Regions from separate parts of the Homo sapiens genome. Here region 2 is linked to region 1. A link is a contact called in ENCODE Hi-C data. All regions are on one chromosome and are shown on one strand. Each heading gives the region's core, a stretch centred on a gene start or an enhancer-like site at or near the end of the contact. The rest is flanking DNA. Distances are from core to core; before and after follow the strand shown.

Region 1 (7,672 bases), core at 1-2,500:
CCGCGTTTCTCTTCCGACGCGGGTAGGGCGTGCTTGTCCCATTCCCAGGAACCCAACTCATCTGAAACAACAGGGCACAACCGCCGGCCTCGGGTTGCTCAGCCGCCACCCCAGAAATCCCCGTTGGAGGTACCTCCTCTGAGCCACTGCAAATGAGCGGGAATCCTCTACCGGCCACAAGCCCAGAGCCCCCAGCGTGCCAGTTCCTCGGGATGTTCAGCGGCTTCCACTGGGGGAGAAGGGAGGGTCAAAATCAGCAACGTTCCTCCGGGAGTGGGAATCTAAAACCAAATCACCTCCCCGAGGGAATCTCCAAACTACCTACTCGCCCCAGGCTCCGACCCTCAGCATATCCACCTGCCGCGGGACCCCCAAACCAGCCCCTCTCCTAGTAAACATTAATTCAAGTACTTCCTCCGGAAATCCCCAAATAGCCACTTGCCTGGGAAACCCCAGCTCTGGTCCTTCCCCGTCTAACCCCCTTTTCTAAGACGGTCGGCCGTCACTCCCTGAACTTCCACAGCACCTGCTTCGGTGGAAACCCGGTTCTGCAGTCCCTGCTGGGGGAACCCCTGCCTCAAAGCCCAAGATGCCCAAGCGCTGTTCCCAGACCCTGGCATAGACACCTCCCGCGGGGCTCCTCCCCAGCCCGGCAGCCTCGAAAGTTCTGGAACCCCTGACTTGCGCTTTGGACCCAGATAATCAAGGACTCTGAGTCTCAATCCCGAGAAGTCACTTTACAATCTCTCGGAACACCCCGAGCTCCTCCAGGAACAAGGAGTGCGAGGCACCCCACCACCTCCACTCGGGTCCCGATGGCTCCACCGGCCCTAGCCATCCCGTCCACCCCTGCTTAGCACCCAGCTACCTGCACCGAGTCCGCAGGCGAACCTAAAGTTGACTCCCCCCGGGGAAGTTGCACGGCGACTGACGGCCCCAGTGACGCGTGCGCTCCCGGCCCGAGTTGGGATGGCCTGCCGGCTGCACCTAATGTGATGCTAAGCTGAGGTCTCTCACTGGAGCCTCGGTTGGAATCCCCTCGCCGCAGCCTGGCTGGTCGCTGGATGGGTACAGGAGGCGAGCGAGGAGCGCCTCCCAGGCTGCGCGCGCGGACAGCGTCTGGATGCGGCGCTGTGCGCTGGGGCTGAGGCTGCACTATCGCACGGGTCCGCTAGGGGGCGGGCGAGGCCAGCCGCGCAGACCCCTCCGGAGCGGAGCTGGTTCGCCCAGCGTTGGTCCCAGAGCCTTAACAAATGGGTTTATTTTGCAGTGGTTTAAAACTGCGAGAGGGAGGGAACTCGTCAATAACCCGCCCGTTTCTTCCTTTCTTGGTTTAGAAGCTCTTGACTCCGAGACACATAGGAGGCTTGAATAATAATGTTCTTCCCCGGGTAGATAGTGATGAAGTTACAAAAGCATTTAAACTGATTATTTCCCAAAAATGATGTTAATTTTCAGGCTTTTCTCTCCCCCCACACCTCCAGCTTGATGTAGCGGCTTTAGCAGTGAACTCAAATAAGTCTTTGCTTTGGAATACTTTTGTTCCTATTCCCGTTAATGAGGAATTAGAAATGGCCTCTATTCTAAGCAGTGCTGGGAGAGGCGTTATTTTTTCGGTAGTTTTAGAGGAAATTCTGAAGCACAACACTGTCTTCATTTAAAGTGATTCTGCTTGTCTGCGCCCAAGAGCCGTTTCTGCCTCCTTGTCGCGCTTCGGAATTAAAATTCTAAATGATGCCAAAGGAAGATAAAATGTTAAAGACAGCTTCTCAGCCTCCCTGCCCCTTCTCTATTCTAAAATCATTTTTTGAAGTAATTTACAGTGGCCAAGAATTAAGTCAGAAAAAAAGGCCAGGATTCAAAAATAAACAGGGCTCTTTAAAATGCATTAAATGTGTATTTCCTCCTGACATTTCACTTCTCCGTCTTTTTATTATGTGGAGAGACTTGAGTTAGCCAAGGACTGGGTTTCCTTAATCCACAATTACAGCCCCATGCCGAGATATCCCAGGGGCCAACCTTACAGCACCTGGATCCCAGGGTTCTAGCTGAGTAATCATTCCAGAATGGGGCTGGGAATCTTGACAGCATTGCCAAGGGGTGGCAGGCAGTATTAATCAATATTAGTCAATAGTACCTATCGGCCTCGAAAATTACAGATTAAAGTTACAGACGACTCAGGTGAGAATGAAGTGACCTTGGGCAAGCCCCTTCTCTTTGGGCCTCAGTCTCCTCATATGTAAAATGAGAGCACTGGTCAAGATAGCTAATGTCTGAGGTCCTGTCCCTCTGGTTTTCTGAAACTGTATAATCTGTGCAATCTGAGGGTTCAATCCTAGCAGGTAAAACACCCCTGCCTCACTCCACGGCTGGATGAAGGCAGATTTTTCCCTATGAGCCCCTGACCGGTGAATGTGAGAAGGAAAACACTGGCCTGTAGAACCAAGCCTGCCCTTCTTTCTCCTGGAAGACAGCTGCTTTCTAGGGAGCAAGTTTACTGAGCCACTTCACCAAGGACAGACTCTTCTACCCTTTGTAGGGAAGCCTGCCTACCTGTGTGGTCCTCGCGTAGCCCGTGAGACAGCCTAATTCTGGATTCACCTAACAGGGCTATTTAGTCTCATGCAAAAGGTAAATTCTCTAACTTAGTTTTAATCTAAACAACAACAATAACAACAACAGTAATAGTGTGATCCCCATTTCCTGTCTTTTGTTTTATTTCTCATTGTGTGCAGAAACCAGGCAGGAAATAGAGAGGTCCCCTTGAAAACTCCTAACAATGAATAAGACATGCTCCTTCACCTTTGAGCTTCGGCCAGGGAGAAAAACACATATTAGATTGGTGCAAAAGTAATTGTGGTTTTTGCTATTAAAAATAATGGCAAAAACTGCAATTACTTTTGCATCAACCTAATATTTGCAGTGTGACAACAATAAATGATGTTACAGAAGTGAGGACTGCTGGGGGCTGAGGTAATACTTGGGAGATCGTTTTACAAAGAGGTAGCTGGATTTCAGAGCTCCAGAATGAGTTCTCCAGGAAGCAAAGAAAAAAGGCATACTTCTCAGAGAGTGGTGCAGGGGAATCACTTTGGCGTTTTGGAGGAAGGACTAAAGATGAATTGCTTGGTGCCTAGCACATTGCCAGCACTTAATACATACAGTTGGCCCTCTATATCCCTGTATCTGTGAGTTCAGTGGATTCAAACAATCATGGATTGAAAATATTCAGGAAAAAAAATCCTCAAAGTTCCAAAAAGCAAAAATTGAATTTGTCATGTGCCACCTACAACACTGAATGCACACAAATGCAGTGACGAGTGACATTGCATTAGGTGTTACAAGTAATCTTGAGATGACTTAAAGTATGTGAGAGGATATGCACGTGTTATATGCAAATACTGCTTCATTTTATATCAGGGATTTGTGTACCTTGAAGGCTCCCGGAACCAATCCCCCATGGATACCAAGAGATAACTGTACTTATTGATGCTAAAGGAACTTCAAGGCCATGTAAAGGAGAATGGGTTTTATTCTGTAACCCAACATTCCCCAAAATATGGGATGGAATACTTTCTGATAGTGTTAAATGTGAATTTAATATTGAGTGATACTGAATAACAGGGAGGAAATTCAGTTCTCAGTTCTGCTTACTTTTGACGTCAGCAAAGAGAAAGTCTGATATAACAAAAATCATGAAGGTGCTAGTGTAAAGATGACTGAGGTTAGAAGGCATTGGTGGGGAAGGTGGGGTGCCTGGAAGGACTGCAAGCAAAACAACGTACTCAAATCTGTGCTTGGTGAGAGAATGCTGGTAGCCACAGGGAAGATGGGAAAGGAGATACTGGCATTATGAAGGCCTTGGAGATCCAGGCAAGAGATGCTGTAGGCATGGACAAAAGATGTGACATTACAGGGTGTCTTTCGGTCTTCCAAAGAAACAGAACCATTGGGATGTATATATGTAGAGAAAGAGATTCATTTAAGGAATTGGTTCATGTGTTATGGAGGCTGGCAAGTCCAAAATCTTCAGAGTGAGCTGACAGGCTGGAGACCCAGGGAAGAGCTGATTTTGCAGGTCAAGTCCAAAGGTCCTCTGCTGCGGAATTCCTTCTTGCTCAGGGAGGTCAGTCTTTTGTTCCATATAGACCTTCAACTGATTGGATAAGCCCACCAACGTTATGGTGGGTGATCTACTTTGTTCCAGATGTTAATCTCATCCAAAAATACCCTCACAGAAACATCCCGAATAATATTTGACCAAATATCTGGGCACCATGGCCCAGCCAAGCTGACACACAAAATGAACCATCACAGACAGAGATTCAGCAATCCCTGATTTACAAATGTCTTCATCTGTCTGAGTATCCGGGCATCTTTTTTTTTTTTTTATTTTAAGTTCTGGAGTTCATGTGCAGTATGTGCAGGTTTGTTACATAGGTAAATGTGTGCCATGGTGGTTTGCTGCACCTATCAACCCATCACCTAGGTATTAAGCTTAGCACATATTAGCTATTTTTCCTGATGCTCTCCCTCCCTCTGCCCCCGTGACAGGCCCCAGTGTGTATTGTTCCCCTCCCTGTGTCTGTGTTCTCATCATTCAGCTCCCACTTATAAGTCAGAACATGTGGTGTTTGGTTTTCTGTTCCTGTATTAGTTTGCTGAGGTTAATGGCTTCCAGCTCCATCCATCCTGCAAAGGACATGATCTTGTTCCTTTTTATGGCTGCATAGTATTCCATGGCATATATATCTATATATATCTATATATATATATATCTATATATATCTATATATATATAATCTATATATATCTATATATATATAATCTATATATATCTATATATATATAATCTATATATATCTATATCTATATAATCTATATATATCTATATAATCTATATATATATAATCTATATATATCTATATCTATATAATCTATATATATCTATATATAGATTATATAGATATAGATATATATATATATATCTCACATTTTTTTCTTTATCCAGTCTATCATTGATGGGCATTTGGGTTGATTTCATGTCTTTGCTATAGTGAATAGTGCTGCAGTGAACATACATGTGCAGGTATCTTTACAATAGAATGATTTATATTCCTTTGGGTATATACCCAGTAATGAGATTGCTGGGTAAAATGGTCTTTCTGGTTCTAGGTCTTTGAGGAATTGCCACTCCATCTTCCACAATGGTTGAACTAATTTGCATTACCACCAATAGTGTAAAAACATTCCTATTTCTCCAGATCCTTTACAGCATCAGTTGTTTCTTGACTTCTTAATAATCACCATTCTGACTGGCATGAGATGGTATCTTATTGTGGTTTTTATTTGCATTTCTCTAATGATCAGTGATGTTGACCTTTCTTTCATACGTTTGTTGGCCACATAAATGTCTTCTTTTGAGAAGTGTCTGTTCACGTCCTTTGCCCACTTTTTAATGGGGTTGTTTTTTTCTTGTATCCAAGCATCTTAAAGGTGGGGCCAATATTGTCTATACCTGTACTTCGAAAGGCCTAGGTCACTATAGAATAGGCACCTTTCAGGTATTTGTTAAATACAGAAGGATAAAAGGAAGGGGGAAAGGAGGGAAGAAATAAACATCTCCATGGGCAGAACCAGGCCCTCTGGGGAAGGTATCCTGCCCAGAGAATGACCTGTCCTGTACCCACTTCTGCCTCTGGGAACTGGGTCTGAGTTTTAGCATCTTGGGAATTTTCCAGCCCTGGCACATTTATTTCAACATGGATCCAAGCCCAAGCGGCCTTTGCTCTATTGTCAGAGTGGAAATGAGCTATAAACACATCCAACCTACCCCCTCCCTAACATCACCGCCTCCCCAGCCTGCCCCCAAATAACTTCTCAGCCTCTGCTTGGGCTCCTAGCTCCAGGAGGGGGGTCAGTGACATGCTCTCAGGCATAAAGGCTGAGAACACATTGTAGCAATCAGCCTGCTGCTGGCACACTTGATCTTCTTACATTTATAGCTCTGTGCGGATGCAGGCACATCAGGGCACATGGGCTGACCTGGGAAGTTCCTGAGGCCGTGCCAGGATGCTGTGTCAGGAGGCCACTGCTTATAGGTAGAACTTGCACGGATTCCTTCTAGCCTGTGTGATTTTGGACTTCCCAGCCTTTGTTTTCATTCCTGTGTTCCATGCAGGGTGGAGAAAGAGAGAAAAATGTGCTTTCCTATTGGAGAGAGCTCTGAATCTGCAGCAGTAAGTGCTTGCTAGCATCTGGATTTTACCACGTTTTGTCAGCGTGGCTAAGGTACTGAACTTCTCTGAGACTTGGTTTCCCCAGGTGCTGATCACATGAGGCTGTGTGTATAAACCAAACTTAATGCACATGAAGAGTGCTTCACAAACAGCAGAGAACTATACAATCAAATCTTTATTCCCATGCTGACAATCCTGACCCCAGGACCACTCCATGAAAATAGTGTCTGATCCAATCAACCTCCATCTTATTAGTCTTTCTGGATGGAGTTCATAATATTTTCAATTTAATCAGACAAACTGCATCTTGGAAGGTAGGGGGAATGTCACTGTGCCAGGCAAGGAAAGTAACTCCTTTGAACCCTAACTGGTGAGATGGGGATACTGACTCTTTACCTTTCAGGGAGGCCTTTCCTGACCACCCTGGCCCACTGAGAAATCATTATTTTCTGAACCTCTCTAGCATGACCAAAAACTATATTTACAGTATGAATGTGCTCAGTCTTCCCAATCCAGTTATAAGTGCCTAGAATTAGTCCCATATATCACAGTCCTTTCTATATTTGCCCATCATTTTCCTATCATGCATGCCTATGAATGAAAATGTGTTGAGAAAATGGCTGATGGATTACCCAAGAACACCCCTTAGCAAATGAGTCACCAGACTCAGACCCCTGCTTCCTAGAATGGTATTTTTATGAAAATCAAGTTGAAGGAGGGCTCTTTGTGAGAAAGGATGTTGTTGATCCCTGTGTGCCATTCTCCCCGAGAGAAAGCGATGACAGAGATAAACACGAGGCTTCTAATTCCATAGACATGTTGTCAATTAACAACGGATGTGGCTAAACAATCCCTGTTAATGAATTGGCCTCAACCATTGCATTCTCCGTGTGTAGGCACTGTTGGCCCAGGTTAAGGCATAACATGGCATAACTGGAGAGAAACAGCTTCCTATAAGGAATCTCAGAGCTTGGAATAAAAGCAGGCTGTTCTTTTGCAGAAGAAAGGGTTTGTTGAGACGCAGGATCCTTGGAATATGTAACGTCTTTTGGAGAAGTAGAGCCTGAAAGAGTTGAGAGTCATTTAAAAGTGGTTGTTAGCTTCATAACAAACAGAATGATTGGGATTATTACAATGCCTGTTTTACAGATGAGGAAACCGAGGTTCAGAGAGGGGAAGGCATTTGCCCAAGGCCACACAGCTGGTAAAGGAGGTCAGCGTGGCTGGAGCAAAGCACAAGAGGAGCAGGGACAGGCCACACGGATCTGGTGGAAGTGTAAGGGACTTTGCTCTCTCTTCTAAGAGGGCTGGGAGGCATGAGGGGTTTTAAGTGAAGGAGTGATAATGCATTCGCACTAGCAGGGGCACAGATTGGAGGGAGGCAAGCAGTTGCAAAGAGATGGATTAAAAGGCTGTTGAGCCAGCATGGTGGC
Region 2 (7,512 bases), core at 869-3,368, 270 kb before region 1:
TAGAGAGTAGAAGAAGGTTACCAGAGGTTGGGAAATGGTGGGCTGGGGTGTGAGGGGATGAACAGAGGTTGGTTAATGCGAACAAACACTGTCTGATAGCAAGAAAAAGTCTAGCATTCAACAGCACAGTAGGGTGACTATAGTCAACAACAGTGAATTGTATACTTCAAAATAGCTAAAAGAGGCTAGGTGCGGTGGCTCACTCCTGTAATTCCAGCACTTTGGGATGCCAAGGTAGGAGGATCACTTGAGGTCAGGAGTTCAAGACCAGCCTGGCCAATATGGTGAAACTCTGTCTCTACTAAAAATACAAAAATGAGCCAGGTATGGTGGCTCATGCCTGTAGTCCCAGCTTCTTGGGAAGCCGAGGTGGGAGACTCACTTGAACCTGGGAGGCAGAGGTCACAGTGAGCCGAGATCGCGCCACTGCATTCCAGCCTGGGCAACAGCGCGAGACTCTGTCTCAAAAAAAAAAAAAAAAAAAAAAGAAAAGCTAAAAGTGATTTGACATGTTCCCAGTACAAAGAAATTATAAATGTTCAAGGTGATGGAAATCCTAAACACCCTGATTTGATCATTACACATTGTAAGCATATATCAAAATACCACATGTACAATCATGATGTATCAATAAAAAAAATAAAAGCCAGAACCCAACCTCTATTCATTTGCCAAATGTGTACTGTGCCTATACCACATGCTAGGTGTTTGAGGACATAGCTGGGAGCAAACAAGGCAAAAATCAATTATAGCAGAAATCTGTGAAAAAAGAAATAGGTCATCCCTCATCTTGGAAAAGATAAGCCACAAAAAGCCCTTTCCAGGAATATGTAATAAAAAGTCACAATTCAGGATCCCTGGCTGAGATTTGGGATGACTGGAGATGATGATAAGAACTAAATTGGAGGAGGCTTTCAAGAGGAAAAAGCCTCCAGCAAGAGACAGCCCCACAGTGGGAACTGCAGCCTCCCCTTCTCACCAAATCCCTCCCGAATGGTGTACTTCGGGACCACTCTTCAGTCTCTGTGCAACCGAGTTTTATTTTAGCCCACGGGACCCTGGTTTTTCTGGCAGGGGGCACTGCAAAGACGGGTTACAGGCCGAACACCTCACAACAGAGACAGCAGTATTCTCTCTAGGATAAAAAGGGCTTGTGTTTAATCCTCTGTCAGGGCAGGGGGGAAATGCCTCTGGAATCCAAGTCTGTGGAACCGGCTCAGCAGAGAGATGTGGCTTTATAGGCAAACAACGTGGCATAGAGAGAGGAACCTGGCCAATTCTGTCTTATAAGAGTAGTTATGTTATGCGTTGCAAGGACTCCACATTCCATGGATTTGTGAACTCAGATGGAATCTTGTTTGTCCAGGCCTGCATGACCCCATTTATCTAAAAATTACTAACTTCCTAGTTTATAGTTTACAATCCTGTGCCCGCCGCCTCCCTCCCCCCCCCCGCCACGCCCCCATGAGCTTTCTCTCTATTACTCTCAGTCTCTCAGGTTAAAGCCTTGCTCAGTAATTCAGCTGTGGACCAGTTATTCTGATTATTTCCTCATCTATCGTCTTACAGTCATAATAATAATAATATCTGAGATAATATGAGCATACAACAAGACAGTATGTCCACAGGAGCATCTCTAAGATCAGGACAGTGATTTCTTGCTCATGGAATAAGAAGGATTTATGTTAAAGCAAGTTATAAGAAAGCAGTTTAATACTTTACGAACGTTAAGTTTAAAAAAATCATAACTCGCTGGAATCTTTTCTCCTCTCTGGATATTGGAGAACTCGCCCAGGTTTGGGAAACGTTAGCCAGCTCCTGCAAAACACCTCCTCCCTCAGCCCTCCCCGCGCCCCCTACGACCAGGCAGAAAGGGTGGGAAGGGGAGCACAGCTCAGCATTTATTTCTGGATCCAGCTCACTAAAAATACCTCGGCTCTCCTGTTTGATCACTCTCCCTTTTGACCTGAATGGATCGCGGGAGCCGCGCCGCCCGCCCCACCTTCGGCCCGTTGCCCTTTAAAGGAAAAGGGCGTGGGGACGGATTCCTGCCGCTCGAGGGATAGAAGGGAGCTGGGTAGTCAGGGGCCGCGGCCATGCTGACGTCAGGGCAGCCGGCGCTCAGCTCCGCTCGCTGCCACAGTGCAGAGACCTCCCTGAGGGAGGGGGACAGCCTCGCGCTGGGATTGGCTGGCCTCGCGCGAGCGCCGGCGCGGAGTGGCTGGCGAGGTTTTAGAGGGAGTCCCGCTCTCCAATTAAAGCGGCCCAGCTGCGCCTGGCTGCGCACAGAGCTCCCTCCCAGGCCCGCGAACTTGGCCATTCAGCCGCCGCTGTCCCCGCTGCGCGCCCTCGCGCCTCTGCCTGAGAAGCCAGGCGCTGTTCCCCCACCCCAGAAGAGGATGGCAAAGGTGGCTAAGGACCTCAACCCAGGAGTTAAAAAGGTGAGTGGAAAGCTGTTTGTATTTACCCAGATTCTTACTTTTTCTTGTTCCCCTTCCCATCTGTTCGCGGAAACTTCCCAAAAGGTAATGAGAAGGGAACTCTTTAAATTCCAAAACTGCATGGAAAACAAATAGTTGGGAATACATGTTTGAGCTAACAGGCACACACACCCCAAACCCAATGTTGTGTAAAATATTTGCAAAGGGTCTTATGTCTTTGGTGATGCTAGTTAAAGTTTAATTAAGGTTTTACATATATATACAATATATATAAAATGTATATAAAATATATATATAAAATATATATAATATATATTATATATAATATATAAAATATATATTATATATAATATATATTATATATAAAATATATAATATATATTATATAAAATATATATAATATATATTATATATAAAATATATATAATATATAATATATATATATGAAATCTTATGGTCTGTAAAGGAAAAACCCCTAGCTTCCTCACTCCCTGTCCTCAGGTGGCTGAAGTAAGGGTTGAGAGCATGTAATATTTACTCACAGTCTCCCTTTTGCTATTATCCCAGTGTTTTGTGTGTTTCCCCCAATACACACACACACACACACACACACACACACACACACACGCACGCAGTTTCTTTAGTTGGTGATGTTGGCAGTGGCAGCAGTTCCAGCATAAGGGAACTGATTTCTGTCCCCAGGGTCTGCACGTTTCCCTTACAAGAAGGGCTGGCCCGGAGCCCAGAAGGTCATGGGTAAACTCCTGCACAGGAGCCTGCGGCTGTGCCTATAGCTCCAATACCACTTGTTGCCTACCTGAATGCAGCTGGGAGAAGGCACAGGCTGGAGACTTAGAGAACATGTGAACGGGAAGGGAACAGAGAGACAACCTAGGCTTTACAGATCGGGAAACTGAGGCCCGGGGTCACAGAGAGTTGGTTCTAACAGGCAGCTGACTGTAAGGCAAGCCCTAGGCATCCAGACTCAGTCCCTGCCACTTTTTAACTGCACATGATTCACCAGGTCACTTTTCTGAGCCTCAGTTTCCTTGTCTCTGATGTGGGGAGGATAGGCCTAACCTCCCTCATGGCAGTGGTAGCAGGGATACTGACACTGTGAGTTAATTTCCCAAAGCAGTCATTGTTAAACTCTGATTTCACAGGGTTTAGTCTTGAAGGGCAAAGTCTTCCTTAAATATCTGCCATTAACCTGCAGGGTAGAATGAGAGGGGGAAAAACAAAAGACGTGAGAATCAAACTAAAGACACAAACAGCCACTCAGAGGCACAGCATGCACTGTCTAATTTGTAGCTGTGCTCTTCTGTAGACCACCTGCCCAGACCCTGTCACAGAGTCCAGTGGATCCTTCTAAATGTGGGTACCAAGTCACATTGAATCTGGGCATTTGTCTGGAATGTATCATGCCTCACTGCATTTGCCAAGCTATTTGCAGAATCAAGTCATTTCCCCTCCTACAGAAATTACCATAACATTTTAGACTCTTAGAAGATACCTATTAATTGCTACCTAGTAGTGAGTTATGCATGCAATGCTCTTATTTCTCTATACATTTTTCTGGACTCCTTGAGGGCAAACCTGTCTTGTTCATCCCTGTTTGAACATAGCACACCATGCCACACAGCAGGACTCAAAAACCTGTGGGTGACTCATGAGAATATCTGTCCAGCTAAGACCACACTGTTTGCATAGGCTTCATTTTATGCATTATTTTTTAACTTGTAGCATTGATATTTGTGTGTCTGAACTGCCTCCCCAAGTTCAGACACAGAATAGTTCACGGCTAAAGGTGGCAGAGTTCCATTGTCCTCTGGAAAGTGAAATGATTCTGAGTATTTTTAATATAAGCTGGTTGATAGTTACTGTATGAGGTGAGATGAGGTATATGGAGACTCCTCCTCCTCACCACAGTCCTGTGTTGCCACTTGGAGGAAGCCTTGTTTTTATTTTCCTTTGCATAGGGGAGTGTGATTATCCTGATTAGAGGTGGAACATGTTCTCCTTCTTGTCACCCCCTAGTGCCAACTTCCTTGGCCTGCAAAGGGTTTGTTTTCCATTTAGATCCAATTACAGGCTTAGAGAAAGAATGTGGTGGGTAGAGATGAAAGGGCAGATTTTTTTTATCTCTTGGGACTGCGACAATCAGGAGGAAGATCACCATTTTGTAGGTTAACCAATGCCTTCAACTCAAAATGTGGAGGGGAGGGAGGAGAGCCGAGAAGCTCCCCTTGCTGAACTGAATGTCACAGAAGTGATTAAGTACTACGTGATATCAGCAACACGCTGAAAAGCTTTTACTGCATATTTATTTTTTAAATCTGCAACAGTATGTGGGGGAGGTTTATAACATTTGGCTTCAGGATGCATAATCGCACTTAGACATTTTGAAACAATTTCATAGACTCTTAGAGCTACAAGGGGCCTATTTACAAAATGAGAAATGGTTTAAAATGGCATACAGGCTGTTTCCGCTTCCCTACCCCCGAGGGGGCTGGGGCGGGAATCCCCACCAACTGGAAAGTCATAAAAAGATCTTCAGCAAAGAACATAAAATCTAAAAACTGGAGTAGACTTAAAGGTCATCTAACCAACCCCAGACAGGCTGGGGAAAGAGACTCACTGGGGGCCACATACATACATCGTGGCAGAGCTTACAAGTTCCCTAACTTCTCTCTTTCTTTCTAAGTAAAATGCTTCCACCGGCTGCTCTTGAACCATCTTTTTTTTTCTATTAGGAAAGAGAAGGTTTCCTAGCACAGACAGTTCCCTGAGAATGGTGAAATCGCCAACATTTCTTGGTAACAAAGGGCCTTGAAGGCCAAATGCCATTTTTCTGGGTGAAACCAATCTCGACTATGGATTTGTTCTTGTTTATTAAGGATGCAAGTTATTAGTGCAGGCTTTGGCTTCAGATCTGGTTTAAGTCCCAGCTCCCCCACTTACTAGCTGTGTGCTCTTGGGCAAGCTAATTAACTTTGAGTCAGTATCCTCACCTCATTTGAAAGTTGAAGAAACAGTAACAGCATCTACCTCCCAAGATGGCTGTGATAATTAAGTGAGATGATGTACATAAAAGGCTCAGCATATGGGCACTCAGAGTTAGCCATGGCAGTCCTTGGTGGTGGCGGTACATTTCAGTGGGTGCATGGATGCGGAAAGGAATTTTCTGGTGAATGAGGACACTTTTATTTATAACTGCCCCATCTGAAGAGCACCTAACTTTCATTCAGCTGAACCTAAGCCATTGCTCAGCTTTGACAAGCTAAGACAATGACCAAATGCTGTTGCCTTCATTCTCACCCAACGGGTGCAAAATCTGCTTACATGGAACAGTCTTTCCTTCTGAACATGGATTGCCAGTTATTGAGCATTTCACTTTGGAGTTATATAATGTTAGGCCTCGAAGGGGACTTGGAGTGCCTTACTTTTTAGATAAGGAAACTGAGGCCCAGAGGGATCAAGCTCCTTATCAGAAGTTGCAGAGAAAATGTACTGAAGCCTATTAGGCTCTGCAAGAATACAGACCCCTTGACTGTCAAGGAACCATCTGTAGGAATTTAGAAGGGATTAGAAGAAAGAGAGCTAGGAACCTGTTCATAGTTGACTGTGCAGTCACCAGTGGGCTGGCTCCAGAGGGATCCAATTAGAAATTCTCACCCCTCAACACAATGCCCAAGGGGCATTAAATGATGGTACTTCTAAGTCCATTGCCAGGTCCACCTGGATGTCTCTCTCCATGCTTCTCTACATCACATCCCTCTTGGCTTTCCTGTCCTTCAGGCTAGGCCTTCCCTCTGTACTCAGCCCTTCCTGCTTTCACCTCCACTTCCTGCAGTGTGCCAAACTACTGGCACATCACCCGGGTGAGCTGATCCAATGTAAACACAGCTCCTCGTGAATTGTCGTTGGCTCTCTCAATCTTAAAAACATATTAAACTGTCACTTAAAGACCTTAATAGCCAAGACATTGGAGACATGCCCATAGGTGTATAAGCAACTTTTTTGCCATAATAGAGCCTTGTTTTTTAAAAACAGAAATTATCCAAGTCCCTTTTACATGCTTTCTAAAAACAGATGCTGAAACCATTACTTTGTGAATTGCAGATTTTTGTCCTAAGCTGCAGGTGTGTCTGACTATGCGGAGTTGGGGGCTGACAGTTGACTTTCACCAATGTATCTGCCACTGTGGTAGTGGGAGGCAGGAAAGAGCTTCATCAGATTATCTTCAGGCTTTAATCTAAGCATCTCAGCTCCAAGGCTAGGAATTTGCTCAGAGCTTACCAACACTCCTACGAGTTGGAAAGTGGAAAAATGACTTTGGCATTCCCCTCTGAGGATGCTTGGTTTGATCCTCTCTTCATGCTAACTGACCAAAGGTGACAAGGATGAAAAAAGAATAGGCTGAATTCAGCAAAGGCTGGGGACCAGGAAGGAGGGGCTGCACACAGGCTTTTGTGTGTGTCTTTCCTTCCGCCCTTACGCAGGCCACTTCCCAAGAGGAAAAGGTAAAGAGTAGAGAAGTAAGGGAATAGTTCCTCTCGCAACTCACTAGAGCTGACAGGGCTCCAGGAGAAGTATTCAATTTGACTTTAGGAAGGCAAATCGTCCTCTTTTTAGCTTGCACATTCAAAATAGTTTGTGTCTCATAAAGTGGAGATTTGCCTTGATAAGTAACAGACCTTGAGAGCTCTTATCTCCCAACCATTCATCCAACACCATTTAAATCTTTATTTTAAGAACAGATTTCTGGCAGGGGCGTGAGTCATTATAATAACTGCAGGCGTTTACTCACTGGGTGACTTTGGATAGGTCACCTTTCCTAGGAAGTGGCAGAATTTGGATGAGAACCAGGGTTCCTTCTGCCTCCAGCCCACTGACTTTTCCTTTACACCAGATCATCTCCCAAATAACAAATGATTATGACAAAATAGGCTTAAAACTTCGTTCCACTGAAAGCGGAATTGTGGAGCAGCTTTTCAGGACATCCAAAATGAAGAGACAGCTGTTGCTCTTGAAGAGCCTTCGTTTAGAAATATCCTCATATCCCCTACCA

Evidence for each region. A loop is a pair of places that touch in the nucleus more often than their neighbours do. Pooled maps may share reads with other maps.
Region 2: a loop to region 1 is called in a pooled map, with 17 times the contacts of the local background. The contact joins the promoter of LMCD1-AS1 here to the promoter of OXTR in region 1. A Hi-C loop is called at or near these places in 11 of 37 single-sample maps with no recorded cell type and 7 of 50 pooled maps.

The regions. Positions count from the first base shown.
Region 1 is chr3:8,768,363-8,776,034 of GRCh38, forward strand. It overlaps OXTR (oxytocin receptor), which reads right to left and starts at 1,251. Exons shown (of 4, transcript NM_000916.4): 1 at 869-1,251; 2 at 134-229. RefSeq lists enhancers at 47-718, 1,366-1,415.
Region 2 is chr3:8,499,540-8,507,051 of GRCh38, forward strand. It overlaps LMCD1-AS1 (LMCD1 antisense RNA 1), which reads right to left and starts at 2,119. Exons shown (of 4, transcript NR_033378.1): 1 at 1,932-2,119. It overlaps LMCD1 (LIM and cysteine rich domains 1), which reads left to right and starts at 2,284. Exons shown (of 6, transcript NM_014583.4): 1 at 2,284-2,441. The coding sequence starts at 2,400. RefSeq lists an enhancer at 1-805.